Linked DNA regions of Homo sapiens: regions 1, 3, 4 and 5 are each linked to region 2. Evidence: chromatin contacts called from ENCODE Hi-C or POLR2A ChIA-PET data. All regions are on one chromosome and are shown on one strand. Each heading gives the region's core, a stretch centred on a gene start or an enhancer-like site at or near the end of the contact. The rest is flanking DNA. Distances are from core to core; before and after follow the strand shown.

Evidence for each region. Hi-C counts contacts between places; a loop is a spot of excess contacts on that map. ChIA-PET counts read pairs that join two places held with the same protein, here RNA polymerase II (POLR2A). Pooled maps may share reads with other maps.
Region 1: a map of CD4-positive, alpha-beta memory T cell shows a loop between it and region 2 (10-fold over the local background). The contact joins the promoter of WDR12 here to the promoter of TRAK2 in region 2. A Hi-C loop is called at or near these places in 1 of 168 maps with a recorded cell type or tissue (CD4-positive, alpha-beta memory T cell), 2 of 37 single-sample maps with no recorded cell type and 10 of 50 pooled maps.
Region 3: a map of natural killer cell shows a loop between it and region 2 (14-fold over the local background). The contact joins the promoter of CYP20A1 here to the promoter of TRAK2 in region 2. A Hi-C loop is called at or near these places in 3 of 168 maps with a recorded cell type or tissue (B cell, CD8-positive, alpha-beta T cell and natural killer cell) and 10 of 50 pooled maps. POLR2A ChIA-PET finds 5 or more read pairs at or near these places in 1 of 52 experiments (activated CD8-positive, alpha-beta T cell).
Region 4: a map of B cell shows a loop between it and region 2 (35-fold over the local background). The contact joins the promoter of C2orf69 here to the promoter of TRAK2 in region 2. A Hi-C loop is called at or near these places in 2 of 168 maps with a recorded cell type or tissue (B cell and CD8-positive, alpha-beta T cell) and 13 of 50 pooled maps.
Region 5: a map of CD4-positive, alpha-beta T cell shows a loop between it and region 2 (5-fold over the local background). The contact joins the promoter of NBEAL1 here to the promoter of TRAK2 in region 2. A Hi-C loop is called at or near these places in 2 of 168 maps with a recorded cell type or tissue (CD4-positive, alpha-beta T cell and CD8-positive, alpha-beta T cell) and 9 of 50 pooled maps. POLR2A ChIA-PET finds 5 or more read pairs at or near these places in 1 of 52 experiments (B cell).

The regions. Positions count from the first base shown.
Region 1 is chr2:202,908,667-202,913,815 of GRCh38, reverse strand. WDR12 (WD repeat domain 12) reads left to right here and starts at 2,143. Exons shown (of 13, transcript NM_018256.4): 1 at 2,143-2,380. The coding sequence starts at 2,340. CARF (calcium responsive transcription factor) reads right to left here and starts at 1,541. Exons shown (of 17, transcript NM_024744.17): 1 at 714-1,541. RefSeq lists enhancers at 1,261-1,310, 1,411-1,610, 1,651-1,800, 1,811-1,960.
Region 2 is chr2:201,447,364-201,452,873 of GRCh38, reverse strand. TRAK2 (trafficking kinesin protein 2) reads left to right here and starts at 1,416. Exons shown (of 16, transcript NM_015049.3): 1 at 1,416-1,524. STRADB (STE20 related adaptor beta) reads right to left here and starts at 1,134. Exons shown (of 12, transcript NM_018571.6): 1 at 936-1,134. RefSeq lists a silencer at 564-1,243 and enhancers at 1,274-1,803, 1,207-2,061.
Region 3 is chr2:203,236,195-203,241,129 of GRCh38, reverse strand. CYP20A1 (cytochrome P450 family 20 subfamily A member 1) reads right to left here and starts at 2,112. Exons shown (of 13, transcript NM_177538.3): 1 at 1,996-2,112. The coding sequence starts at 2,067. RefSeq lists enhancers at 1,392-1,681, 1,505-2,076, 2,362-2,411 and a silencer at 2,082-2,291.
Region 4 is chr2:199,907,047-199,912,560 of GRCh38, reverse strand. C2orf69 (chromosome 2 open reading frame 69) reads right to left here and starts at 1,268. Exons shown (of 2, transcript NM_153689.6): 1 at 790-1,268. The coding sequence starts at 1,122. LOC101927687 (a long non-coding RNA gene) reads left to right here and starts at 1,415. Exons shown (of 4, transcript XR_923766.4): 1 at 1,415-1,536; 2 at 3,389-3,458. RefSeq lists an enhancer at 947-1,136.
Region 5 is chr2:203,013,427-203,018,989 of GRCh38, reverse strand. NBEAL1 (neurobeachin like 1) reads right to left here and starts at 4,115. Exons shown (of 56, transcript NM_001378026.1): 1 at 4,008-4,115; 2 at 2,555-2,834. The coding sequence starts at 2,605. RefSeq lists silencers at 430-724, 4,014-4,243 and an enhancer at 3,882-4,435.

The DNA.
Region 1 (5,149 bases), core at 894-3,393, 1.5 Mb before region 2:
TTTGATAAATTTCAAATTAATGATAAAAATGTATTAACCTGCTGGTCAATTATACATTTTATAAATATATTTTAACCAATGACATATTACCAGTAAGTACAGATTCAACGGCAAGATTTCATTAAGAAAGTGTTTCAAGCTTCAGATGCCCAAGACTTATTTAATGTGTAAATCCTCACCACTACAATAACCACATGGTTAAACGATCACCACTTCCATTAGCAAGCTCAAGCCTAATAAGTGATCTCCTGGGACTTCAGCACAGAGGTTTTCTAATTTTATTCCTCCACTCAATGTGGCTATTCTCCCTTATCTATTCACGCTGGCAAAGCTTCTAGTTAAACTGGAATTAGTAACTATTTGATGATAATAATTAACATATACTGAGTGCTTCCGATGCCGCAGTTAATTCTTATAGTTGATAAAAGTGTGGCACAAAAAGGTTAATCAAGTAGCAGAGGCAGGATTTGAACCCAGGAATTCTGGTTCCAGGGCCCGGATTCGGAGCTACAAAGGTGAGTAAACTGAAAAGAGTCCTACTTTTATTGTCATTGCTCTCTAATAAAAATTATTTTTTCTTCCAATTGTTTAAATCTCTTCTCATTCTCTATTTAAATATTAGGCGTTCATTTAAACATTAGGCGTCTACCTTACAGTAGGACATCTTTAAACAACGTAAAAAAGGAAAGCTTTGTCTTCACCTGCACACATACCGGTCTGCCCATAAATTTTGCAATCCAGTTCTGCCTGATTCTAAACTGCTTGTCTCTTGAAGCGAATGCCTTAAAAAGTGACATTGGGATCAGGATAGTTATCTCCATCCATCCTCCCTCAGAAAAACAACTATATTAGAGTAATTCTTGGGACCATTGAGAACAATACACAGGCCTTTGGGTAACTTCAAGACAAAAAAGGCAAAAAGTCGGGGAGAAGGTGTGGGAGGATGATTTTCCCCTTCTAAACGTAAGGTATAAAAGGGCTCAGAAAGCGGAAAAAGAACCCTAAAAAGCAAGGTGCGGGACGGCGTGAGGGACCACACATTGGGCGCTCCGCCCAAGGGGTCCGGCTCCTTCTCCGCGGCGATGGCGCGTCCTTGGGCTCAGCAACCCTCCTGAAGACACCTAACCTCCTCCTTCTCCAGCCTGCCCCTCTGGGGCCTGCGAGCCCCGTCCCGGGCCGGGGGTCGGAAGCCGTGCCATGTGGGACCCCGAAAAGGCCCCCAAGCTTGGCGCGGAAGGCGCCGCCAGTGACCGGCTGCGGCTGGGGGCGGAGGCCGGCAGTTGCTCGGAGCTCCGGCGGGTCAGGAGGTGACGGGAGGAGGAGGAGGCAGGAGGAAGACGGGGGGTTGGGAGGTAGCGTCCGGTAGGTCTGCGCAGACAGCGCTGCCAGACCTCTGACTCCCCCAGTCCTGCCGCCGCCGATAGCCCCACAAGGCGACATGGGAAGTCCGCCGGAGCAGAGGGGAGAAAATTCAAAACGAGTCTACTCAACCTCGTCTTGGCTCCGAGGCCCCGCCATGGAGACCAGCATAATGCGCAGGCGCGCCCCACCGGGAGCGCGCAGAGCAGTCCCACGACAGTAGGACCACTATCGGCCACCGTCGACCGTTTCCTCTCTCATCCGTTCTTTTCTTTGTATTTCCGCCTCTCGCCTCTCTCTAAAAGCCGCAGTTAGAGGCGAGATTTAGGAAAAACCTCTGCCGAGTGAGCCTCTGGTTGGGAATATGTATGAGAAAAAAAAACTGGCAAGGCGTTAGTCAAGCAAAGCTGAAGGCAGAGGAAATTTGATATCTGGCTGGAGTCTAGAGGATTTAATGCAAATAAGATACTCTGAGGGCAGCGTGGCAAAAAAAGACTACAATTCCCGGTGGTCACAGCGTTTGAGAAGCGATGCTTTCTGAGACTTGTAGTAACTAGGAGCTGTGTTTGAACTATCCAGGCTCAGGACAGCCTCTTGAAAAAAAATTTTTTATTAATAAAGCGGATTTGAGTGGGATCTTTTTCCTAATCGATTACGGGCCCACACGTATGGGAAGAATTCTAACAATGATTAAAGGGACATGCTACCTTTACGACTATCCTTTTCTAATCGATGACTCCTAAATCTAGGAGTAGGTAGTCGATGTTTGTGGTCTGGGCGTCTGTAGAAGGGCAACCTCGTGCTTTCTGCAGAGGAGACCGGAGGGCAGAAGGCAGAGTCCAGGCTTAGACTGCAGTTCCTCGCTTACCTGTGCAGTCTAATTTTGAGCTGCCTCTTTGTAGTCTTAAAAGGCAGGAGCTTCGTGTTGTGGGTCTGCTAACCCGTACGTTTCCGTGGGCAAGTCGTGTGTACTCCTCGCCATGGCTCAGCTCCAAACACGCTTCTACACTGATAACAAGAAGTAAGTAAGCGTTCCAGCCTTCTCTCCCTTCCCCAGGTTCCTTTCCGACCACCCCTTTGGTATGACCTTGTGGATCCCTGGTTGTTTCTGCTGTCACCCCCACCCTTTTTTCTGAGATTACCTGCTTTCTAACCAGCTTCGTAGGTTCTATATAATTTGAATTGTGAGTGTGGAGGAGGCTGAAGGGCTTCAGGTTTGCTTTCTGAATGAAACATTTTATATGTGTAATTTAAAAATGAACAGTGGGCCTTGTTATAGGGTGTCTGCTAGTGGTGGTTCACAGTTTTTGAAAACGGAAAAAAAGTTTTTGAAAATGAAAAAACATATTTACCATTTATGTATATCTATATAGATATATAAACATTTTAACCAGTGGTCTCAAGGTCTGTTAGCACTCATTCGAAAACTAATTATATGCTGCCTTGTGGTATATATTGCATTGTTAGCTTTCTTTGTGTTTGCCTGGTCTCTTCCAACTATATTGGAAGTCTCTTGAGGGCAGGGACTATATATTAATTAAGCTTCTTGGATTGGCTGAGTCAACAAAAAATGTCAAATTTTTCAGTGAAAATGATAATATTTGTCGTGTTAATAAGCTAAAGTTAGCCATAAACTAGGAAACTCCCACCTGAGTTACATCTGTGGTTTTGTTTGTAGCTTTATGAGGAGAGCTAGTAAATCATCTTCTCTCCCCTTGTGTTGTTGCTGAAAGTATACATAAATCGTATTATCAATGCACCTGAGTATATGTACTTACTTACATACATTGCCTTAATACTTCTCTAGGAATGTGGTGATGCATTAACATAACCACTGTGTTTTTTAATTGAAAGTAGGTTTTTTTGTTTTTCTTAAAATAAAATTTTTTGAAATATGTGGGGCTTTTTTTTGTTTGTTTGGTTTGGTTTTTTTGGAGACAGAGTCTCACTCTGTTGCCCAGGCTGGACTGCAGTGGTGGGATCTTGGCTCACTGTAACCTCTGTCTCCCGGGTTCAAACAATCTTCCCGCCTCAGCCTCCAGAGTAGCTGGAATTACAGGCATGTGCCACCAAGCCTGGCTAATTTTTGTATTTTTAGTAGAGACAGGAATTTGTCTTGGTGGCCATGCTGGTCTCGAACTCCTGGCCTCAAGTGATCCGCCCACCTCGGTCTCCCAAAGTCCTGGAATTACAGGCATGACCCACTGCGTCCAGCCTTGAGATAATTGTTGATTCACATGAAGTTGTAAGAGATAATAGGCCACTGTGTTTTAACCCCTGAAATGAATGGATACATGTCATATGTGTGTGTGTGAATTTAGGCCCTCCAAAAGGTAAAAAAATGTAGAAATTAAAATTCTTTGCCGAGTGCTGTGGCTCATGTCTGTAATCCCAACAGTCTGGGAGGCTGAGGAACGCAAATCGCTTATCTCAGGAGTTTGAGACCAGCCTGAGCAACATGATGAAACCCCGTCTCTACCAAAAATACAAAAAATTTGCCAGGCATGGTGGTGCCCACCTGTGGTCCCAGCTACTTGGGAGGCTGAGGTGGGAGGATCTCTTGAGCCTGAGAGGCAGAGGTTGCAGTGAGCCAGGATCAATGCAACTGCACTCCAGCCTGGGGAACATAGTGAGACTCTATCTCAAATAAATAAATAAATAAATAAATAAATAATAAAATTCTTGCTTTTTCTTTTTGCTTAATATTATGGTCAGTAAAATGGAGGCGGGGGGCTAATATAATTGTCACACACACACACAAGAATATACATATATGTGAATTATATACATAAATATATAGCTATAGCCTTATTGCTCAAAGTGTGGTTTGAGGATCATCAGCATCATATTTGCAAAGTTGTGCAACCATCACCACAGTCAATTTTAGAACATTTTTCATCATCCTTGAGCTGTTTGTTAAATAATACCCCCAGCCCTAGGCAACCACTGATCTACTTTCTAGCTCTGTAACTTTCTCTCTTCTGGACGTTTTGAATAAATGGAATTATATAATGTGATCTTTTGTGACTGGCTTCTTTCACTTACTATGATTTTTAAAAAATGGTTTCATTATATCATAGTATATATTAGCACTTCATTCCTTTTTGTGGCCAAATAATAGGCCATTGAATGGAGGTACCATATTTTTCCATTCATCAGCTGGTGGGCATTTAGGTTGTTTATACCTTTTAGCTATTATGAATAGTTGTTATGTGAACACTCGTACAAGTTTTCGTGTGGATGTATGTTTTCGTTTCTCTTGCATATATGCTTAGGAGTGGAGTTTTTGGGTCAGATGTAATTCCATGTTTGAGTTTTTGAGGAACTGCCAGACTGTTTTCCAAAGCAACTGCACCATTTTACGTTACTGCCAGCAATAATCAGGGTTCCAATTGCTCCATATTTTCACTGACACTTGTTATTAGCTGTCTTTTTACTTATAGCACCCTAGTGGATGTGAAATTATATTTCATTGTGTTTGATTAACATTACCTGGATGACTAATGATGAGCATTTGCATGTCCCTATTGGGCCATTTTAAAATTTGTGTTGTCTTTTTATTATTGAGTTGTAAGTGTTCTTAATATAGTCTAGATACAAGTTCCTTATTAGATACATGATTTGCAAATATTTTCTCACAGTCTCTCTTATAAGAGTCTCCTAATCTGCCTCCTGTCATGTGTTCCTCTATTTCAGTGCCCATTGTGCAGCCAGAAAGATCTAACTAAATAAAATCTGATGATACTTCTAATTTGCACTGCTGTGATAGTTCTTCATTACCCACAAAAAA
Region 2 (5,510 bases), core at 167-2,666:
GCTTTATAAGTAATTTCAGTTTGTTCCATAATAGAATGGTTCATGTGAAGACTTTGATCTGAAAGATTAACACTTTCTGTAGAAACCAAAGGGCGCATCTTCTAGAACACGGGTTTTGAGTTAATTTAGGCATTCAACAGAGGCCACTGTTACAGGGAATGCAAAAATGACCCGATGTAACTCTTTGTTGAGCTTTAAAATTACTGTAATTTTCAAAGTGATCTTGGGAACCCATAAAATCTTAACAAAGATCATAGCGACGCACAGTTCAGGAGAATTTTCCAAGCTTAGTGACTCATGCGTTCAACAAATCTTTACTGAGCGCCTACTGGGTGCCAGGCACCGTGCTAAGCAGGCGCCGTGTTACACATCCGTATCAAGTTTTGGGGAAAAGGTACTTGACAAAGACCCAGCAGGGAAAAACACAGCGTTGAATTGAAAAACCGAAGACAAAACGACACTCGAGTATTTAATTTTGTAAAAGGTTCCTTCCTAGTCCTGCTATGGGGGACTTTGCAGCGAACTTGCAGAAGGCGGCAGATAGAGCTGGGGTCTGAGGGTGTCTTCGATATGGCAACTCCCCAAGCCCGAGAGCGCGGCCAAAGGTGAGGGGTGCGGGGAGAGGGCGCCCGGGCGGCCTGGGCCCCGCGCACCTGGCACGGCCGGCACGGCCAACCCGGCAGGCACCACTGGGCGGGCTGCGAACCCGCGGCCCGGGCCCCGCTGAGCCCGAGCTGCACTGGCGCAGTGGCTGCTCGCCACCTCGGGCCGCATTCTTGCCACGGCTCCCGCCAGCCGCCGGTGCTCGGGCTGGAGGTGGGCTAGCGCGTTCTGGCCTCTGGCTTCCCGGGCGTGCGCGGACCAAGGCTCACTCCCTCACACGTCCCCCACCGGCCCCGACACCTTCCCTTCCCGGGCCTGCCTCCCGTCTTTACCCTAGCGGCGACCACGGCCAGCGACTCTCTTCAGGCTGCCAGCGGTGCGGACAGGGGCGGGCGCCAGAGCCCTGCTCGCGGAGGGGCGAGGCGAGCGCTCTAGGCCCGCTCCCGGCGCGGGGCGCGGGAGGGCGGCGAGGCCGCGACCGGGGCCGTGGGCTTGGAACTCTGCACCAGTCCCAGGCTACCCGCTGGGAACGCATTCGCCCCACCCGCGCCGGGGTCGCGGCCCCGCCTCCCTCCCCGGGGCTGGGCAGCGAGAAGGCGGGGCCTTCGAGCTTGAGGCGGGGCGGGCAGGAAACTACAATTCCCAGCAGGTCTTGCGCTGGGGCCGTGGAGGCCGCTGGGAGAGTGGCTCTCCTTTGGCTTCCCCAATTGTGTGGGGGCTGCCATTGACCCGGTGTCGCCGCAGAACCGAGGTCGCCGAGTGATGATGTTGTGAAGTCGCCCGCCTGTCCCTGCCACGCCCGGGCGGTTGCTGGCAGTGGGAGCAGCGGCAGCAGCTTCGGCTGCTGCTTTCAGGCTGCCGCTGCATTAGGGGCTTCCTGAGGAAGCGCGGGCGGACGACAGAGGATGCCGAACCACTCCAGTGAGTAAGCTGTCCGCGCAGAACCCGAACTTGCCCTTGACAACTTCCCCGGAAAGCGGAGGGACCTCCTCGTCCCAAGGTCCTCCGGTACCCGGAGGTCACGCGCGGACGTCGGAGCCGGAGGCTGGGTGCTGGAGGGCTGGGTCCGGGTCCCGCGGTGAGGCGTGGGTTGTTTCCTAAGTGTGGGTGCAAAGTAATGGGCGCTAGGCGCTGGCGTCGGTATTCAGCCCAGCTGCACATCTGAGGCTTGGCAGCTTCTCATAGCGCCTTATCCTCTGCCATACAGCATCCATCTGGAGCCCTGTCTTTTAGGATGAGTGGCTTTAGGGTCGGGCATTAAACCTTAAGCTTCAGTCGCCATCTGTGATGTAAGTGGGAGGAGAGGGTATTGGAAAGAGCTCTTTCTGGGTCAAATAGAGTTGGGCTTTTCTTGCAATTGATTTTGAGCCAGATGCCACATATCTTGAAAAAGAAAAACGGCTGACTTTAGTTTGAAGCGTAAATAATAGATATTCGCACATGTCCTTTTTAGTAGCAGCCCAAAAATTGAATTTCAACTTAAAAAAAAATCTGCGTCATAATAATAGGGATGTTACTTGCTCTTGCTCATGCACCTTTTGCTTAGACCTGCTGTTTCTACGTCAGAAAAAAAAAAAAAAAAGGTAACTTCACAGGATATTCATCAAGTTGATGGAATGGACCATAGGAACAAAAGGAACACTTTCAGTTCTTGGTCTCCGTAAATCTTCCCGACCTTTAGATCTTTGCTGTTGACTTGGAAGTCTGAGGTACAGTAGTCTCCAAATAGCAGGTTAATGGTGGTGACATGACACTTAAAAACAAATTGTGAAGGACATTTGGAGGTGAGAAAGGTCAGGGATGAAGACATTTTATCATCCTAGCAGTTATTCCAACTTTCTTTTCTTTTTTTTTTTTAAGACAGAGTCTCGCTCTGTCGCCAGGCTGGAGTGCAGTGGGGTGATCTCGGCTCACTGCAACCTCCGCCTCCCGGATTCAAGCGATTCTCCTGCCTCAGCCTGCAGAGTAGCTGGGACTACAGGCGCGCACCACCACGCCCAGCTAATTTTTGTGTTTTTAGTAGAGATGGGGTTTCACCATGTTGGCCAGGATGGTCTCGATCTCTTGACCTCATGATCCACCCGCTTTGGCCTCCCAAAGTGCTGGGATTACAGACGTGAGCCGCCACACCCAGCTCCAGTTTTCTATTTTTAAAATTAAGTAATGTCCAGCAAGTCTCAGACATTTAGCAAGCACATACCATGTGAAAGACAGTGTTTTGTTATCTTACACACTTATTCATATGATGGAAGAGGTTTGTTAGAAAGAACCAACATTTGGCCGGGCGCTGTGGCTCACTCCTGTAATCCCAGCACTTTGGGAGGCCAAGGAGGACAGATCTCCTGAGGTGGAGAGTTCAAGAACAGCCTGACCAACATGGAGAAACCCGTCTCTACTGAAAGGAAATACACCAGCCTGGCCAATATGGTGAAACCCCGTCTCTACTAAAAATACAGAAATTAGCCGGGCGTGGTGGCACGCGCCTGTAGTCCCAGCTACTCGGAGGCTAAGGCAGAAGAATTGCTTGAACCCGGAGGCAGAGGTTGCAGTGAGCCAAGATTGCACCCCTGCACTCCAGCCTGGGCAACAGCGAGACTCCATCTCAAAAAAAAAAAAAAATTAGCCAGGCATGGTGGCACATGCCTGCAGTCCCAGCTACTGAGGAGGCTGAGGCAGGAGAATCGCTTGAACCCAGGAGGCGGAGGTTGCGGTGAGCCAAGATCGAGCCATTGCACTCCAGTCTGGGCAACAAGAGTGAAACTCAGTCTCAAAAAAAAAAAAAAAAAAAAAGAACCAACATTTTAGTATTTGCAATCTGCCAGGCACCCCAGGTGGGAGCTCTTCATACTTTAGCTCACTTAATCACTTTAACAAACCTATCACACTAATCTGAGGCTCAAAGACTTGCTTATGTAACAAGGGGAGATTTAAATCTAGATCTGCCTTGCTTCCAAGTCACAGATCAGGTAACTAATACGTACTTCAGAAATTATAGACTTTAAAGGTTGAGTGGTTAAAGAGGATTGTCTAGTGTTATTGTCTAAGACTGGTTCCAACACACACCTTGGACATCTGGAATAAGTCCTGAACCCCTGCTTTAGTACTTTTGAACAAACTGATTCTCTCTGCCTACAATTCCCATTTCTTACTGAACTGCTCAGTAAGACCCGAAAAGCCCATTCCAAATCCATCTCACTTATGTAAGAAATTATAAGACTGGACTTTTATCAAAAGGTTCTTTTCAGTTTACAGGTTTTGTGAGTCTGCAAATAAAAATATGACCCTGCTGGGTGTGGTGACTCACACCTGTAATCTCAGCACTTTGAGAGCCCGAGGCAGGAGGATGACTTGAGACCAGCCTGTTCAACATAGCAAAACCCCATGTCTACCAAAAATAAAAAATAGCTGGGTGTGGTTGTTTGTGCCTGTAGTGCCAGCTGAGATCAAAGGATCCCTTGAGCGATGATGGCACCACTGCACTCCAGCTTGAGTGACAGAGTGAGACGCCATCTCTAAAAAAAATTAAAATACGAGCAGAGAAGTGTTATTCTCCACTGAAACTTTCTTTGCTTTAGTGCCCCAAATATGTTAAATACCAGTATAAGGAATGAGACAGATAATGTCTTATTTCATGTTTATTGTGAGCTCTCATTATATTATCTGTACCAGTTTTGAACCTCTTTAGTTACCATCCTGTTTAGTTGGTAAGAAATAGGAGGCAAAAAGGTAATAGTCACATTTAAATGACTTAGTAATTAAAAGAACTAAATTATTCATAGTTGAGTCATTATCTGTTCAGATCTGCAGTGTTCTTATAATAATAGGAAACATTTATGTAATACTATGTGTTAGATAATGTTTTACCTATATTAACTTATCCTCACAATAGCACTGAGGTGTTTTTATAGATAGGCAACTAAAGCAAAGAGAAGATAGTAAATATACCAAAGGTCATGTAGCTACTACATGGTAGTACTGAGTGTCAGAGAAGACAAGATCAAAATCTGTAATCTAACATTTATTGAGAACCTACTGTGTACCAGCCCCACAGCTGGGTGCTTTCATTATGAGTTAGTCATTTGTCTTTACAACTACCTTATTTAAAATGGAAGTTCAGCATGTAATGACTTGCTCAGAGTCACAGATAAGTAAACTGTGGAATCAGGATTTGAACCCATGCTTGTCGTACTTCAAGGTTCCTGTTCTTTCTTTCATTTTCCTTCAGTGATCAAATCTTTATTAAACACCTTCTGTGTGCCACACACTGTGCCAATGCTAGGAATTTAGTCTTTGCTCTTAAGGAATGTAGTTTGAAGAAGGAAAGAGACAATTAACATAGTGTGTTGAGCAATGGGATCACAGCTTGCCGAGGTACTTTGGGAGCACAGAGAAAGAACACTGAAGTTACTCTGGAGTGGGAAGGCTTGGACCAGTCTTGGGAAAACAAATGGGAATTAGCCTGGGCAGAGAAAAGGGGAAGGGGTTGTTATGGGCTGAATTGTGTCCTCCCAAAATTATATTGAAGCCCTAACAGCCGTAACCTCAGAATGTGACTGTATTTGGAGACAGGGCTTTGGGGTGATTAAGTTCAGATGAAGCCGTTAGGGTGGGTTCTAATCCAGTCTGACAGTTTTCCTTATAAGAAGGAAATTTGAGCACAAAAAGAGACACAGGAGTTGCACACACAAAGGAAAGACCATGTGAGGATTCATCAAGAAGACCAAGGAGAGAGGCCTCAGGAGAAACCAACCTGCCAACACCTTGATTTTGGACTTCCAGACTCCAGTATTGTGAAAAAATAAATTTCTGTTGTTGAAGCCACCCAGTCTGTGGTAGTTTTTTATGGAACCCCTAGCAAACTAACAAATAGGTGTTCTAGGCAAAAGGAATGACATACAAAAAGGCTT
Region 3 (4,935 bases), core at 863-3,362, 1.8 Mb before region 2:
TTTCCTTGATGCCTCTCTTTCACATTTCACATCCAATCCACTGGGAAATCCCATTGGCACTATCTTCACAATTGACTAGTTCTCATTATCTGTGCCACTACTACCATGATCCAAGCTGAAATGATAATATCCTCCTAATTACTTGGCTTGCTTCCATCCTTACCTGGAGACCCATGTCAATTCATGACTTAGCAACCACAATGATTCTTTTAAAATTTATCTAATAAAATTAAATTTGAATTCTATCCAATTTCAAATGGCATTCATCTGCTGAAATCCTCCAGTGGCACACAGCAAAAGTCCATTAAAAAAGCCTTACAAGTCATTTAAAATTTGTCCTTCACTCCCATCTTTCTGACTTTCTCTCCTCTGGTATCTTCCTCATTTACTACACTCTAACCACACTGGTCCCCTTGCTTTCCAGGAACACACCAGGCGTGTCTCCCTCTGAAGGTTTGCATTTGCTGCTCCCTCGACCCAGAATGCTCTTTCTCAGAATGGCTTGCACCTTCACCTTCTTCGCGTTTCTACTCAAATGTCTCCGTATCTCCTGGCCATCCTACTTTAAAATAACAATCTACCTATCCCCAACTTTATTTCTACCCACAATCCTATGTTATTTGTTTCTATTGTCTGTTCCCCTTCTCTAGGAAATAAATTCCAAGAGTCAGGAATTTTCTGTCCGGTTTGTTTCACGGCTGGATTCCCAGCACGTGGAACCATATCTGGCACATAGCTAGTGCTAAGAATAAACAGTGTGCTTCTATGAGCTGATCAAAGAAGAGTATCATTTTAAAATCACCAAAAATTCAAGAACCACTAAAATTGTTTAGTTTCTCAGAAAATAAGATTTCAGGAAGTCCCTGATTGTGTAGTTGCAAGATTCTAGTCTAATCCATTTACCTGCTCGGAAAAGAACATTTAAGAAGGTGTATGGTCAATTCCAGCAGTTCAGCTACTTTTCAACTTTCACTGTAAAACCACCACCTTGCTTTGTAGAACAGGTGTTTTTTGTTTGTTTGTTTGTTTGTTTTGAGATAAGAGTCTGGCTCTGTCGCCAGGCTGCAGTGCAGTGGTGCGATCTTGGCTCACTGCAAGCTCCGCCTCCCAGGTTCAAGCGATTCTCCTGCCTCAGCCTCCTGAGTAGCTGGGATTACAGGCGCCCGCCACCACAGCCAGCTAATGTTTGTATTTTTAGTAGAGACGGTGTGTCACCATGTTGGCCAGGATGGTCTCGATATCCTGACCTCGTGATCCGCCCGCCTCAGCCTCCCAAAGTGTGTAGAACAGGTTTTAAAGACGGTCCTCAGTCATCAACACTTTTGTTTTCAGACCCTCCCTCTCTCGCTGACGGAGGCAAGTGGAGAGAGGAGGACCGGAGGCTCGCAGAGGCGTCAGCGGCAGAGGAAACCTCGCACCCGAACCCGCAGCGCGGCGCTCTCCCCAAAGAAGCATTTGCCTGGAGCCCCTAAGAGGAGCAAGACCTGGACCTCGAGCACTTTGGATTCCAGTCAGGATAGATCGATGGACAGATGGAAAAGAGGAATACACAAGTGCTGGGAGAATCCTCAAGAAAGGAGAAAGGAGTGGCGCGCCCAGGAGTCTCGTCCTGACACACTGGGAAATGAAATTTGGGTTTGGCGAGTTATGGCCAAAAAGCTGCCCAAAGTACTTGAGAGCCGCCTTGGAGAGTGGCGCGGGGTGCCTGGCAAGGTGAGACCGGCCTGCGGGGGCGCGGGCTTTTCCTCAGCAGCTCTACGCCCGCCTGGCCCGGCGCCTGAGGGGTAGCGACGCAGCCCACGTCGCTCTCAGAGCTTGCCGGGAGGGGCGTCACGTGACTCCGGGTGCGGTCCCCGCGCTGAAGCTCTGGAGCGAACCCGAACCCTCCTCTCAGGCCCGCCCCCTGCGGCCCGCAGCGGGCAGGTTGGCCTGGATGCCGGCGACAGAGAGACTGGGGCGGCGCCCGGGGCCCCAGAGAGCCAAGACGGCGCTCACCGGATAGAGGTAGAGCACGGCTCCCACCAACGCCAGCAAGAAGGTAACGGCGAAGATCGCGAAGTCCAACATGGTTCTGCCGCCCAGGGAGCCACGTCTCGGATCGGCCGCTCCAGCAGCAGCGCCTCAGCCTGGCCCAATTTAAGGCATAGCGTGTGGGCGGGGGCACCCCGCGGGACCCGGAAACCAACGGGCCGCTGGGGGCGTGACCGAGGCCTGCGGCCGGCGCCAGAGGAAAGAGCAATGGATCGCCGAGGAGCCGGGGCGCGGGTTCCTGAGCGCAGCAGGCCGAGGCTGAGGCCGCCTAGCGCCAGCCTCCACCGCAAGGCGGGGATTTCGGTGCACACGATTTCAGACAGAATATGCCCGCGACTTCGGACCGGGTTGCTGGCGAAAGCAGAGCCCAGCTTTCTGAGAAAAGTTAGGAGTTAGTAGTGCTCTGTCCGCCCAACAGTTTTCGCAATGGATTCAGAATTAAAACCTCTAAACCGATGATTTTCGAAGAGTGGTCCCGGTACCAGCTGCATCAACGTCGCCCGGGAGCTCGTTAGAGATTCAGATTATCGATGCCGGGCGCGGTGGCTCCACCTGTAATCCCAGCACCTTGGGAGGCTGAAGCGGGAGGATCGCTTGAGCCCAGGAGTTTGAGACCAGCGTGGGCAACATAGTGAGACCCCAGTCTCTACAAAAAAAAAAAAAAAAAAAAAAAAAAAATTAGCCTACAGTGGTGGCGCTTGCCTGTGGCCCCAGCTGCTCCGGAGGCTGAGGCTGGAGGATCACTTTAGCCGGGGAGGCAGAGGCTACAGTGAGCCGAGATGGCACGACTGCACTCCAGCCTGGGCGACAGGGCGAGACCCTGTCTCAAAAACAAAACAAAACAAAACAAAAGGAAAACAAAATAAAAAGATTCTCGATCCCAAACTAGACCTACTGAATCAAACACTCGGGGTGGGCAGGGGTAGGGGGCGCGTACAACAATCTGTTTGAACAGAGCCCTCCCGGGGACACTGTTACACACTTAAATTTGAGTGAAAACCACCACTGATCTAAGCGGGACAGGGAAGTGTCTGGGAGTAAAACAAGAGTAGATACGCCTTGTTTCGCAGAATTTCTGTCTGAAGTACTAGTAAATGTGATTCTTTGACACTTTCTGGTGAGCGGAGGCTGCACACTGTTCAGGTTTCCTTGCTCTGTTAACTCTGACTTTCGGTAAATTGCTTCAGTTTTCTAAGCTTCCATTTCCTTCTATGTAAAAAAGTGAAAATAATACCACATGGAGTTGCCTGTAGGTTAAATTACATATTTTATGAAAATCACTTAGCACAGCTCCTGGCAAAACCGAATAAGTGCTATCTACGTCAGCATTTGGCGTTTGTTGCCCTGGGCATAAAATACCCTAGGACCCCTCTTTCTATTTCGCCTGGCTCAGAAGTTTTGACGTGGCTACTGAAATACAAGACAAGGCCTGCTACTTACTAGTGCTGCTTTTAGTGAAAGTGTGCTAAAAGTATTTATAGATTTTATAGCTTTAATAATATAAAATGTCAAGAACAGGCAGCAATTTGGCAAGAGAAATTCCAGATTGCATTTTACAGCTTCTATGATAAATGACTGTTACATAAGCAGGAAACATACCTCATTGAAAATGGCAACTCTTTTGGCATCTATAGCAAATATAATGAAACATGCTGTTTAATATTTCACTTGGCAGAAATTGTATTTTTAAGTCTTTCTCTGCATATAAATGTGCTTTAAACTGTCGTATGTTCAAAGTTCATTTTTAAGTCTCTTGTTCAGAATTTTAAAGATATTTCTTGTCAAACTGATGTTCCCAATAGGTTTTCAAAACAGTAAATGTAAGAGTTTTTTGTTTGTTTGTTTTGTTTGTTTGTTTTTGAGACGTAGTCTCCCTCTGTAGCCCAGGCTAGAGTGCAGTGACGGGATCTCGGCTCACTGCAACCTCCGCCTCCCAGGTTCAAGCAATTCTCCTGCCTCACCCTCCCGAGTAGCTGGGATTACAGGCACGCGCCACCATGCCCAGCTAATTTTTGTATTTTTAGTAGAGATGGGTTTCACCATGTTGGCCAGGCTGGTCTTTAACTCCTGACCTCGTGATTCGCCCCTCTGGGCCTCCCAAAGTGCTGAGATTACAAGCGTGAACCACCCCGCCCGGCCAAACATAAGAGTTTTAACTGCATAAGGTAGCCATATAACCGTAATCTTAGGTACCGTAATCTTAGGTACCAATCCTTCAAGATATCTAGAATTCTCTTTTAGTCCTAAATTGACCTACATCCTGAGACTCTCTGAACTTTGAGGGCTGTAAAAAAGAGACAAAAATTCCAGAAATTGTCAGGGCACCATATTTTATAGTGTGAGTCTCTAAACTAGACATCTACCTCCTCTTCCTGTGTTCCTAAAACGTTTTGCCCAGATACTCCCTAAAAGCATATATAAATAATATATATATAATATATATATACACATACACACATATATATCTTTTCACACATTTTTTGTATTGACATCTAAAATTTTTATCTTGACTTTAAAGGATTAAATTTCTGTCATATTATAAATATTCACGTTTTGAAATTGTTACAGCTCTCTTTTAAGTGTATGAAAAGGAATGTAAATATAATAGTGATGTGATAACTATAAGACTTTTTTTAAAAACACACAAACTTGGCCAGGTACGGTGGCTCCACCTGTATTCCCAGCACTTTGGGAGGCGGAGGCGGTCAGATCACTTGAGGTCAGGACTTCAAGATCAGCCTGGTCAACATGGGGAAACCCCGCCTCTACTAAAATTACAAAAATTAGCTGGGTGTGGTGGCATGCGCCTGTAATCCCAGCTTCTCAGGAGGCTGAGGCAGGAGAATCACTTGAACCCGGGAGGCAGAAGTTGCAGTGAGCCAAAATGGCGCCACTGCACTCCAG
Region 4 (5,514 bases), core at 19-2,518, 1.5 Mb after region 2:
TCTGTGCTGTCCAATACAGCACACGCAAGCCATCTGTAGCTACTGAGCACTTGAAATGCAGCTAATATGAATAACTGGATTTTTAGTTTTATTTAATTTTAATTAATTCAGATAGCCATATATGGCTAATGGCTACCATATTAGATAATGCAACGTTAGATTAAGACCCAGTTTTCAGGGCAACATAACCACGGATATTTACCTGCAGCTATAAAATAATAAACATAACATGCAAAAGCAAAAGTACAAAAGAGGTGAGCATCAAAACATTGACATGCTTAATAATTATTGTCCCTTTTCTTCCACCCATCCCCACTCTTTTTTAGGGTTACTGGATGTCATACCTTTGTAATGTTTGTTTGGTTTTTAATTACTGCCACCGTTTTCTAAACACTACGTGCTAACTTAATTTGAAAGCCATCGCTCTGTCCCCTGCCCAACACACACACACGGTCCTCTGAGAAACCAAATTATAGAATAAATATACAAGATGCGTGTCACTCCCTGTCTCAAATTCCGCCTCTTGGAAACCTGGACCGACAGCTGGCTCTTTCGAGATCGTAGCCCTCGTCGGACACCTTCCCCATGGGGTTCTATGGACAAAGGGCGCCAAGGGCGTGGAAGGCACGGTTTTGGATTTCGTGGAGTAGAGGAAGAGCCACCCTCAGTGAATGTGTGGGTGTGTTCAGGCAAGGAAAGGAACCAGGCAGCAGCCACGAGGGAAGAATCAGTGACCGCGTACGTATACACGAGAGGAAGGAACAGATACCCAGGCAGGCCCCGAGTTACCTGCACATCCCCAGGGAAATAGAGGACGTGATGCTGGGGCGGCGGCTGCGGCTCCTCCTTCGCTGGGTCCCCGGGGAGGTCCTGCCGCTCCAGTCCCTCCCCGGCCGCCGCCAACAGGAGCAATTCGTTGCTGCGCTGCGGATCGGCTCCAGGCACGGTGGAAAGCTGCAGGCACTGACGGCGGCGCACCTCGGCCGAGAGGGAGCATCGCGCGCCGCCGCTGCCGCCCGGGTTCATGGTTCTGGCCTGAGAGCAGGACGAGGCGTTTCCGATTCCGAGCTGCGGCAGCAGGAGCAGCAACGGCGGCGACCGCAGGAGCCTGAACCCCCACATGGGTCGCCGCCGCGAGAGCGGTTCGGAGGTGGAGGGTGGCGGAGGGGTTCCTGAGGGAGGGACTTCAGCAGGCGGCTCAGCCGGCGGCTCAACGGTCGGCGGCCGCGGCCCGGCCGGGAGCCGGCGCTGAGGCGACGACGTCAGAGGCCGACGTCCGCGCGCAGCGTGCGTAAGGAAAGGAAGGGAGGGGTGTGGGCGAAATCGGTCTTGGGATCCCGGAGAAGACGGTGGGCGTGGCTTGAGGAAGGGCGTTTGTGATTGGTGGGTTCTGCCGCGGCCGGGAAGTTCGAACAGAAGTCTGGGGAAGAGCCGGCGAAGAGCAAAGAGATAATACAGTACTCCCAGCTATAGCAAGCGGCAGTTATGGAGCATGCGCAGCAGCAGGGGCGGCCGCAGGTCGCCGTTCAATAATACGTAATGTATAGACTTTTGAGTATACGAAGCTCCCTGTTTCTCTAGGTTCACCTGAGATTTATCTGGTCTTTCAGGGCTTAAAAGGGAGACATTCCCAAAGAAGATTCCGTGGGAAGTCTCCTACAAGCCCCGAAGGAAGGGAATCTCTCTCCTCATACCTTGAGTTTCCTGAGTACAATTATTATAGATATACGAAGATCTCTGTGCTCATGGAGAATTTGTGGTTAGATATGAAGCTAATTCATCTCTGTTTGGGAACAGGGTACATGATCTAGGACAGGAAAAAAACGGGGCGAGGCAGTACGCTTTACTTGGTGTTTTGCTATTTGGAGGTTTTCAAAAACTAAACAGTGTAGGAAAGTCATGTGTGTCCAGCAACTATCTGTGGCCAGTTGAGTAGGAATAAGATTTGGCGAAATGTATGCTCAGGCCTGTACTCCCAGCACTGTGGGAGGCCGAGGCGGAGGATCACTTGAGTCCAGCAGTTTGAAACCAGCCTGGGCAACATAGGGAGGCCTTGTCTCTACTAAATTTTTTTTTTTAATTAGCCGGGCGTGGTGGTGCATGCCTATAGTCCAAGCTACTGGGAGGGCTGAGATGGGAGATTGGATCGCTTGAGCCCAGGAGTTGTATGCTGCAATGAGTTGTGATCCCACCACTGCACTCCAGCCTGGGCAACAGAAGCAGACCCTGTCTCAAAAAATAAACCAAAAACAAACAAAACAGGGAAATGTGTGCGAGCGAGGATGAGATCCAAGTACTTGTGAGACAAAGCACTGTAAAGAGAATAATTAATGAAAATTACAAAAAACTACAGCCAACATTTGTTGAGGGTTTACTATAGGCCAGAAATCTAAGCACTTTATATATAATTGTTCGGAGTTTATATATGTGTATTTAAGCACACATACTGTTTTCTTTGGTCTACATATGCAAATAATAACAAATGGCTTGGAGTAGGAACATAAATGAGCAAATGATAAAATATGATTTATATATATGTATAGACTTGGTGACTTAGTATGCTAACCTACTCTGGTCTAAATTGTTGCATTCCATCTGACATCAAAATATTGTTATCAATCAAAAATTATTCAATTAATTACTAAGGAAATCTGCCGCTTTCTAAAATAACTGGTTAAAAACAAGTAGAGGTTAGTTATACAATAATTAGTATATAATGACATTTAGGCAACCTGACGTCACTCTGTTTTGCCAATTGCAAACATGTTACTTTCCATTGTTAGATAGAGGATTGCTGAAATGTTATCTAAAAGTCCAAACATGTACATGAATTGCAAATGCAGCTTTTGATTTGTGGTCTTGTTTTTAGCTTGACCTTATAATGAAATCTATTTTTATTTTTAAGTTTATTTTTTTAAGACAAGATCTTGCTTTGTCACCCAGGCTGGAGTGCAGTGGCACAATCTCGGCTCACTGCAATCTCTGCCCCCCAGATTCAAGCGATTCACTTGCCTCAGCCTCCCTAGTAGCTGAGATCACAGGCATGTGCCACCACGCCCGGCTAATTTTTGTATTTTTTTAATAGAGACAGGGTTTCTCCATGTTGACCATGCTGGTTGCGAACTCCTTACTTCAGGTGATCTACCCGCCTCGGCCTCCCAAAGTGCTGGGATTACAGGCAGGAGCCACCATGCCCTGCCTTAATGAAATCTATTCTTATTGAAGAGAGTGGAGAATGTGTTTTATAAGGAAAATTGTAGCAAATATTAAATGCCACAAAGTTGTCTCAGTATCGCTAAGATAATTAAGGTCTTTGAGAAATACAAGTAAGAATTTAAAGAGTAGAGTAAAGAAACAGACTAAAGTAAGCACAAATGTTTCCTTACAGTCAAGGGATTTGTACAGCCCTGTAGGAGACACCTCCAGAGAAAGTAACAGCTCTCAATTGATTAGCTGAGGTATGTATGTCATTTATGGCAAGTCATTGCCGTTGCAATTCCTTCTCACAGGTCCCCTTGATATTACTGTAATACCTGTTTTCTGTCTCCATCCCCTCTGTCTTCTAGGAGACCGATTTTGTAAATCACTACTTTTCTAACAACACTGGCACAGATGGCCAAGCATTCTCCCTTTTCTCAGAGCTGGTTTTCCATCCCGGAAAGAGGTCTTACATATACAAAGTTACTCTAATCAGTTGTGTGAGTTTTCTCTTCTCTAACTGATAGGGTTCTGCACAGGGATTATATTAATGCTTATAGTGTCCAAAAGGCTATAGCTCACCTCTGGACTCTTGAGAGTTCTCAAGGGATCCTGCTGAGCTCTCAGACCTTTTTAATGCTATTCAATATAATAGAAAAGTTGCAAAATTGGAAGGAATCTGAGAAAGGCTAATTTACAATGGAAAGGACAGCATTAAAAGGCACAAACTCCAATATCTACAGGGGCCAGGTCTATATTATAAATAGTAAAATTGGCCACAAATAAACAATAGGGAATGTAAACACTGGCAAACTAGAGAGATGTCATATTTGAAGAAGGCAGTCACTATTCACTGCTAGCCAGTTGTAAAATGAAGGCAACATTTTGCCAAACCTTCAAACTTGTTAAGAGATTTCTCGACACAAATCAGATACAGATTTTTATGTTTCATTTGCCAACTTGTAAATGTTGACAACTAATTAAATTTGCTTGTAAAACACCGTATTAAATTAAATGCACACATAGGCCATATTTGGCCTAGGGGCCACAAATGTGCAGCTTCTCTACTGAAAGGTGAAATGGGTGGATACAGGAAGGCAGGAGATGGGGGAAAAAAATAGACAAGACAAAAAAGTCCGGGCACAGTGGCTCACACCTGTAATCTCAGCACTTTGGGAGGCCGAGGCAGGCGGATCACTTGAGGTCAGGAGTTCGAGACCAGCCTGGCCAACATGGTGAAACCCTGTCTCTACTAAAAATACAAAAATTAGCCAAACATGGTGGTGGGCACCTGTAATCCCAGCTACTCGGGAGGCTGAGGCAGGAGAATCACTTGAACCCGGGAGGCGGAGGTTGCAGTGAGCCAAAATTGAGCCACTGAACTCTATCCTGGGCAACACCGTAAGAGTCTGTCTTTAAAAAAAAAAAAAAAAAAGCGGGGGGGTGGGGGTGGGCGAGCAGCAAAAGCCCTTAAATGTGGCTTTCTGTGAGCAGTTGAGAGGGAGAGGAGTGGGGAAATGATTTTGAGAAGTTCTGTGAGATTTTAATTGGATCCCATTTGATGTTCTTTAAGAGATTGAAAAGTTTTAGTTTTAAAAAATTATTCTTGGTTTTGAATAGGTATTTTTTTGTGTTTTAATAAGCTTGTTTGCCAAAACTGGGCCTTGAGAGGAACAGGCTTCATATGAGGTATGCCACTCTAGCATGTAATTTGGCCCCCAAAGTGCTTGATAAAATAAAAATTAGAGAATAGAGCCATTTGGGGATTTGAAAGCTTATTCTTTGGCTAGTTTCACCAGCTAAGCAACACCATGTACCCTGTTCCTGTGGTATATAATTTATTAGACACCTACTTCCTCAAAATGCAAATCACTACATGTCAAGACCTTACAGATTATCTTTACCACTCAATGAATCCTCAAATGCAATAATTAGCTAAAAATACTTGCATATATTGTACTTTACTCAATGTTAAAGGGTAGAAAAAATTGAATCAATTCAAAATACAGCAAATCCTTAACAAAATATTAACAAGCTGATATGGTTTGGCTCTGTGTCCTCACCTAAATCTCATCTCAAATTATAATCCCCACATGTCAAGGGAAGGAGGTGATTGGATCACAGGGGCGGTTCCTCCATGGTGTTCTTGTGATAGTGAGTGAGTTCTCACGAGATCTTATGGTTTTATAAGTGTTTGACAGTTCTTCCTTCACACACTTCTCTCACTTCTGCTGCCTTGTGAAGCAGGTGGCTGCTTTCCCTTCTGCCATGATTATAAGTTTCCTGAGCCCTCTGCAGCCATGCAGAACTATGAGT
Region 5 (5,563 bases), core at 2,866-5,365, 1.6 Mb before region 2:
AAATACATGTATACTTTGTTTTAAATACTGAGCCAAACAGTGGGAAAATACGAATATTAAGAAACTAGGAGGAAAGTAAGAACATTGATCACATATTTGATAATTTTAAAAATTGTGTCATGATTGTTTTTAAGAGGAGTTATTACACATATTTAAATATTTACAGATAAGATCATAAATTGTCTGGGATTTGCTTTAAAATAATTAGGAGATAGGGCAAATTGACAGTTATACATAAACTGTGACTGAACATGAGCTGGTAATAGTCAAAATTGGGTGACAGACACAAAAGAGTTCACTATAACATCTCTACTTGGTGCATGCTTGAGAATTTCCACAATAAAAGTTTTAAAAAGAAAGAACTAAAAAGTTCTACATAACCATCTACAGAATAAGAACAACAACAACAAAAAAAACTGCTTGTCCCTCAGAGGTAAAAACAAACAAAAACCTGAATACTGAGTTAGATAAGCATTCTCCCTGTATATACATACATGCACACATGCTTACTCAACAAATGAGAAAAACTGAGACCCAAAGAGTAAGTCTTGTTCAAGGTTACAAAACAAAGCAGCAGCAGAGCCAAAACTAAACTACGATTTCAAGCTCACAAAGAGGTCTAAGAAGCTTTTGAAACTAAGTGGTAGAAAATATTTTCATAAGAAGATCTGAGTCCTCAAGTGGTCTGAAAGCTCATTAAAAGTGTGAAAAAAAAAAGCCTTAAAAGTTTGTCAGCTGGGAAAAAAAAAAAGTCAGCTGGTTTGAGAGGCTAAATGCTAGAGTGAGAATAATAAGGCAAAAAGTATAGAGAACAACTGGGTACAGTATTTGGTAGTCATCCTCATTAGAAAGAAGACTTAAATCTATGAGGTATATTTGGTAGCTACCTGATTCAAGGTGTCTGCAGAAGAGAATGTTGTCTACCTTACAAAAAGCTTATCCGTTAACTGGTAAAATATAAAATCACGGTTTTAAATAAATATTCTTTGAAAACAAGTGAAAAAATTTTAAATCGTATTAAGCACACAAATTATTTAAATATTAAACCTAAAAATGAGATTTATATTCCTGTCCAAGAAGAGATAGGCTTCAAAATCTGACAGTGAGGGGCCTTCATTATTGAGGATTAACATTTCAAAGGAGAAGGGATGCATGTTTATATTAAAAGCCATTAAGAATAAAATTCAGTGTATGCCAATGAACTATACTATCTGTTTAATAAGCTTTAATATTAAATTTAATAGTAAATATACCTAAAAAGAATGTAACTTATTAATGAGACACGTAACCCCATTCACCAATATCATTTTGAAAACAGTAAAACCTAGTAAGTTTGATGTATTTTTAAATAAATCATTTTCAAACTACTAGGTATTCATACTAAAAATTAATTTTAATTTTTGGTTAACGTGTTAGTGACTATTTTCAAAAGTGGTGAATTGGATTCCTTTTTTATTGGAAGCGTCTATTTTTAAAAAGACATTTCTGGTATTAAATTATGCAAGACTAAAAGCTATTTTAAAAATTCATATTAAGCATTTCAAAGTGTATGTCCTTTAGCAATTATAATATATATCAAACCAGGAAGTCAAAGAAAATTCCAGTGTAATCTCTAAATTTAATATGACAGATAAATGAGACCACTGTTAAATAATAATCTGCCTTTTAAGGAGCATGAAAGGATAATGCAGAAACAGAAGCTGTGACTTGAGAATTTCACCACACATACTTAAATTAACTCAAATAGTACATTAGGGGTGTTTCTCTGACCCTTGCCAGTATCTTCAAAGTAATAATGTACCTCCTCACTTGAAAAACATGTTTTTAAGGAGTACTCTTCTCAATAACCTAAAATCAAAGCTATCAAGTAAAAATTCACATAAAGACAAGGAGGGGAAAGAACATTATTTCTGAGTGACAAAAATATTAAGGAGTAAAAATGGATAAAAGTACGCACTTGAGTCAGGTAGTACTGTGTTTCTCGGCTACTCAGTACTCCTGTAACCCTTGCATCAGTTTTCCCATCAGTAAAAGGGGATGATCACAATATTCACCTCACAGTATTGTAGTGAGAAGGAAATGAGACAATGCTCAAAGAGTGCTAACTTAGTGGCAGTCACACAGCACGCAGTTCAATCAATAACCTTGTGATGCAATTTCAAAGGTTCATTCCAAGAAAAATGCTTAATGCCCTTCTCATAAAAATGTCTCTATCCTACACTCACTTGTGGGAGAAAATGAAAAGCACAAACAAAAATAAAAATATTTTATTTTTCTCTTAAGGGCATAATTTTACTTATATAATTTTAGGATCATTTGGGGATAAGTATCAAATAAAAGCCGCACCCTACAGTTTTTAACAGTATGCCAATATTGTATGTGTGTTCAAACCTGAAAAAGAGGAAAACAGAAAATCCTTTAAACGCTTTTAAGTTTGGGGTTATTCATTATGACTAAATACACTATTATCTATTAAATAAAGTGTTACTACTGCCAGTCACAAATTTTATAATAAAGTATTTTAAAACATAAAAATAAAAAGGAAAGCAATTACCTTTGTACAATAAAGCATCCAAAGTTCAAAGAGCCTCTCTCTGGATGCCATTCTGGCTTTCACTCTGGCACTTTAAGTTTTCCTTAAAAAAATTATGTTCAAGACTACAGCATGTCCATTTTATTTTCCAAGTTTTTCAGCCGTTCAGTAAAGCTCATAGCAGTAAAGAAAGCAAAAAGAAGTGAAACAAATGGACTGTCCTCTGGTTAAAAACAAAAAGGCAATTTCAGCAGTCACTCCAATATATCTTCATCAGTGGTAGTTGGGCAATTAAATAAATCTGTGAAAGAGAAAAACATCCACAGGTTAGAAAAAGAGGCCATACTAAAAAATCTAGACTTATCAAAAACTAAAGATGTATCTTCTTCACTTCCCACAAACAACCCGCTATACTTTCACATGGACTGATTAGATTTCATAGAAACTTGTGTTTCAGGAAAACATCACAGCTAACACAGTATGTCCACCATAGAATCCTCTAGGGCAGACAGACTCCTAGAGATGGGTACATGTTCATAACCAAGAATGCGTCCAGTGAGAATAAGGAGCAAGACTCCCTTCCCACTCATACCTTTTGTACAGATACAAGGAAAAGGCCCACATCTCAGACATTTCAAATACATCAAAGCTCTTAGAATGTTCTTGTTCTGGTCTCCTCTTCAAAGTTGTTGGGGCCAGGCGCGGTGGCTCACGCCTGTAATCCCAGCACTTTGGGAGGCCCAAGTGCGTGAATCACCTGAGGTCAGGAGTTCGAGACCAGCCTGGCCAACACAGTGAACCCCTGTCTCTACTAAAGAAATACAAAAAATTAGCCGGGCGTGGTGGCGGGCACCTGTAATCCCAGCTACTCAGGAGGCTGAGGCAGGAGAATTGCTTGAACCCGGGAGGCAGAGGCTGCAGTGAGCCCAGATCACGCCACTGCACTCCAGTCTGGGCGACAGAGCAAGACTCCGTCTGGGGTGGGGTGGGGGTGGAGTAGTTGGGACTGTTTGCTGTGTTGCAGGGCAGGGCGTGGGGGCGGGGGAGGAATTCCCAGTTCGTTTGTTCTAACAATCCTCGGAGAGTGGAAGTCCACCCGCCCACCTGGCCTCTCCACCTTTCCATCCAAGAGAAGTGGGCACGCACACACCGGCGAGGAACTTCCCAAAGAAGCATCCAAGTGTTTGGGGGAATCTTTTAATTTCCTCCTCACATCCCAAGACAACCCAAACAGAGGCAAACTTAAGGTGTGCCGAGCTGCCAAGAGAAGCTCTAGAACTGAGGAATGCGGACTCGGCGTCTCCCGACCGCGATCCCAGCCTGCACTACAGTATCGGAACACTCCCTGACAGCCTAGCCCACTCAAAGCCGCCCCTCACTCTGCAGCCCCTCCACCACCAAGCACCGGGGCCCTCCCATTTCTTGCCATGCCGCCCCCTCTTCCCAACGGCCCGCTCCCCATCACCGGGCTCACATTGTGTGCCGCGCGGCAGCCGCCGCCCGGCAGCCGTCTAACTGCTTCCCTCGACCCCTTCCCAAGGCGAAGCCCCGTGTCACCCCGCAGCCAGGCAGACGAGCGGGCGGGACATGGGGGCGGGGCGAGAGGCCGGGAGGAGCAGGGGGCGGGGCTGCCCCCTGGGCTAATCATTTCGGCCGCTGAGGATTTACCCAGCCGTTGGGCGGCAGCTGTTCAATGGTCGCGTAGGCTGGGGATGGGCGGGGTGACCTGAAGCCCCGCCCCAGCATACCTGCGCAGCCGCAGTCGACAGGCTCTGGCTGCCCATCCCTTGGCGGGCGCCGGCCGCGGCACTGAAACGAGCCTTCCCTCAGCTGGACATGGAGGAGGGCTGACGTGCTGACGTCTACGCCCGCCCCGCTTTTCGCTGATGGCGTCATTTCCGTGAGTCATCTGAGGGCGTGAGACCCTACGGTGTTAAAGGGGATTTTGTTTCACTTATTTGTAGAACCGGGATTGGTTCTGGGAATTTAGAGTAATGTAAAAAGACAAAACACACACAGACACCCCCCAAAAACTCCTCTTTTCCTTTTGTGCCTGCTTTCGTCGTCACCGAGTGTCATATCCAAAGGGCTTATTTTACCACCACTAAAGACTTCGAAAGGGTTTTTCTTTTTCAGAAAAGAAGCAAAAGGCTTTACTAACTATAGACAACTTTCAGAGAGATTTGGTTTTTGTATAAGGAAAGAAAAACGCGTAAGATAACTCACCTTTGTTAAACATTTCCACAACTTTTTATTGTGAAAGATTTCAAGTATATTCTAAAGTAAACTAGTATAACGAAACCCTGTATACCGTCACCCAACTTCAAAAATGATCAACTAATGTCCCATCTTGTTTCATTTGTAACAAGGATCCACAAATTGCCTGTGAAGAGCCAGAGACGAGGCGCAGTGGCTATCGCCTGTAATTCCAGAATTTTGGGAGGTCTAGGCGGGCGAATCCCTTGAACCCAGGAGATCAGCCTGGGCAACAGAATGAGACCCTGTCTCTGCAAAAGAAATTTTAATTAGCTTGGCGTGGTGGTGCACGCCTGTAGTTCCAGCTACTTAGAAGCTAAGGTGGGAGAATCGCTTGAACCTGGGAGTGAAGGTTGCAGTGAGCTCCGATGGCGCCACTGTACTCCAGCCTGGGCGACAGAGCGAGACACTGTCTCAAAAAATAAAAATAAAATAAAAAGAGCCAGACAATAAATGTTATAGGCTTTGCAGTCCATTCTGGTTGCAACTTGCTTAACGAAAATCAAAAGAACAATATTTTGAGATGTGAAAATTAGACGAAATTCAAATTCAAGTTTCAGTGTCCTAAAATTTTAGTGGAACACAACCATGCCCATTCCTTTAGTATTGCCTATAGCTGCTTTCACTCTACCATGGCAGAATTGAGAGTAGTTGCTTGCAAATTACACCTTCAATTTTTTATCCTGAAATTACATTTTACATTCAGCATTTCTCCTTGGTTGTCCATTAGGCATGTGAAATTTATATGTCAAAATTTTGGGGGGAAAATATGCT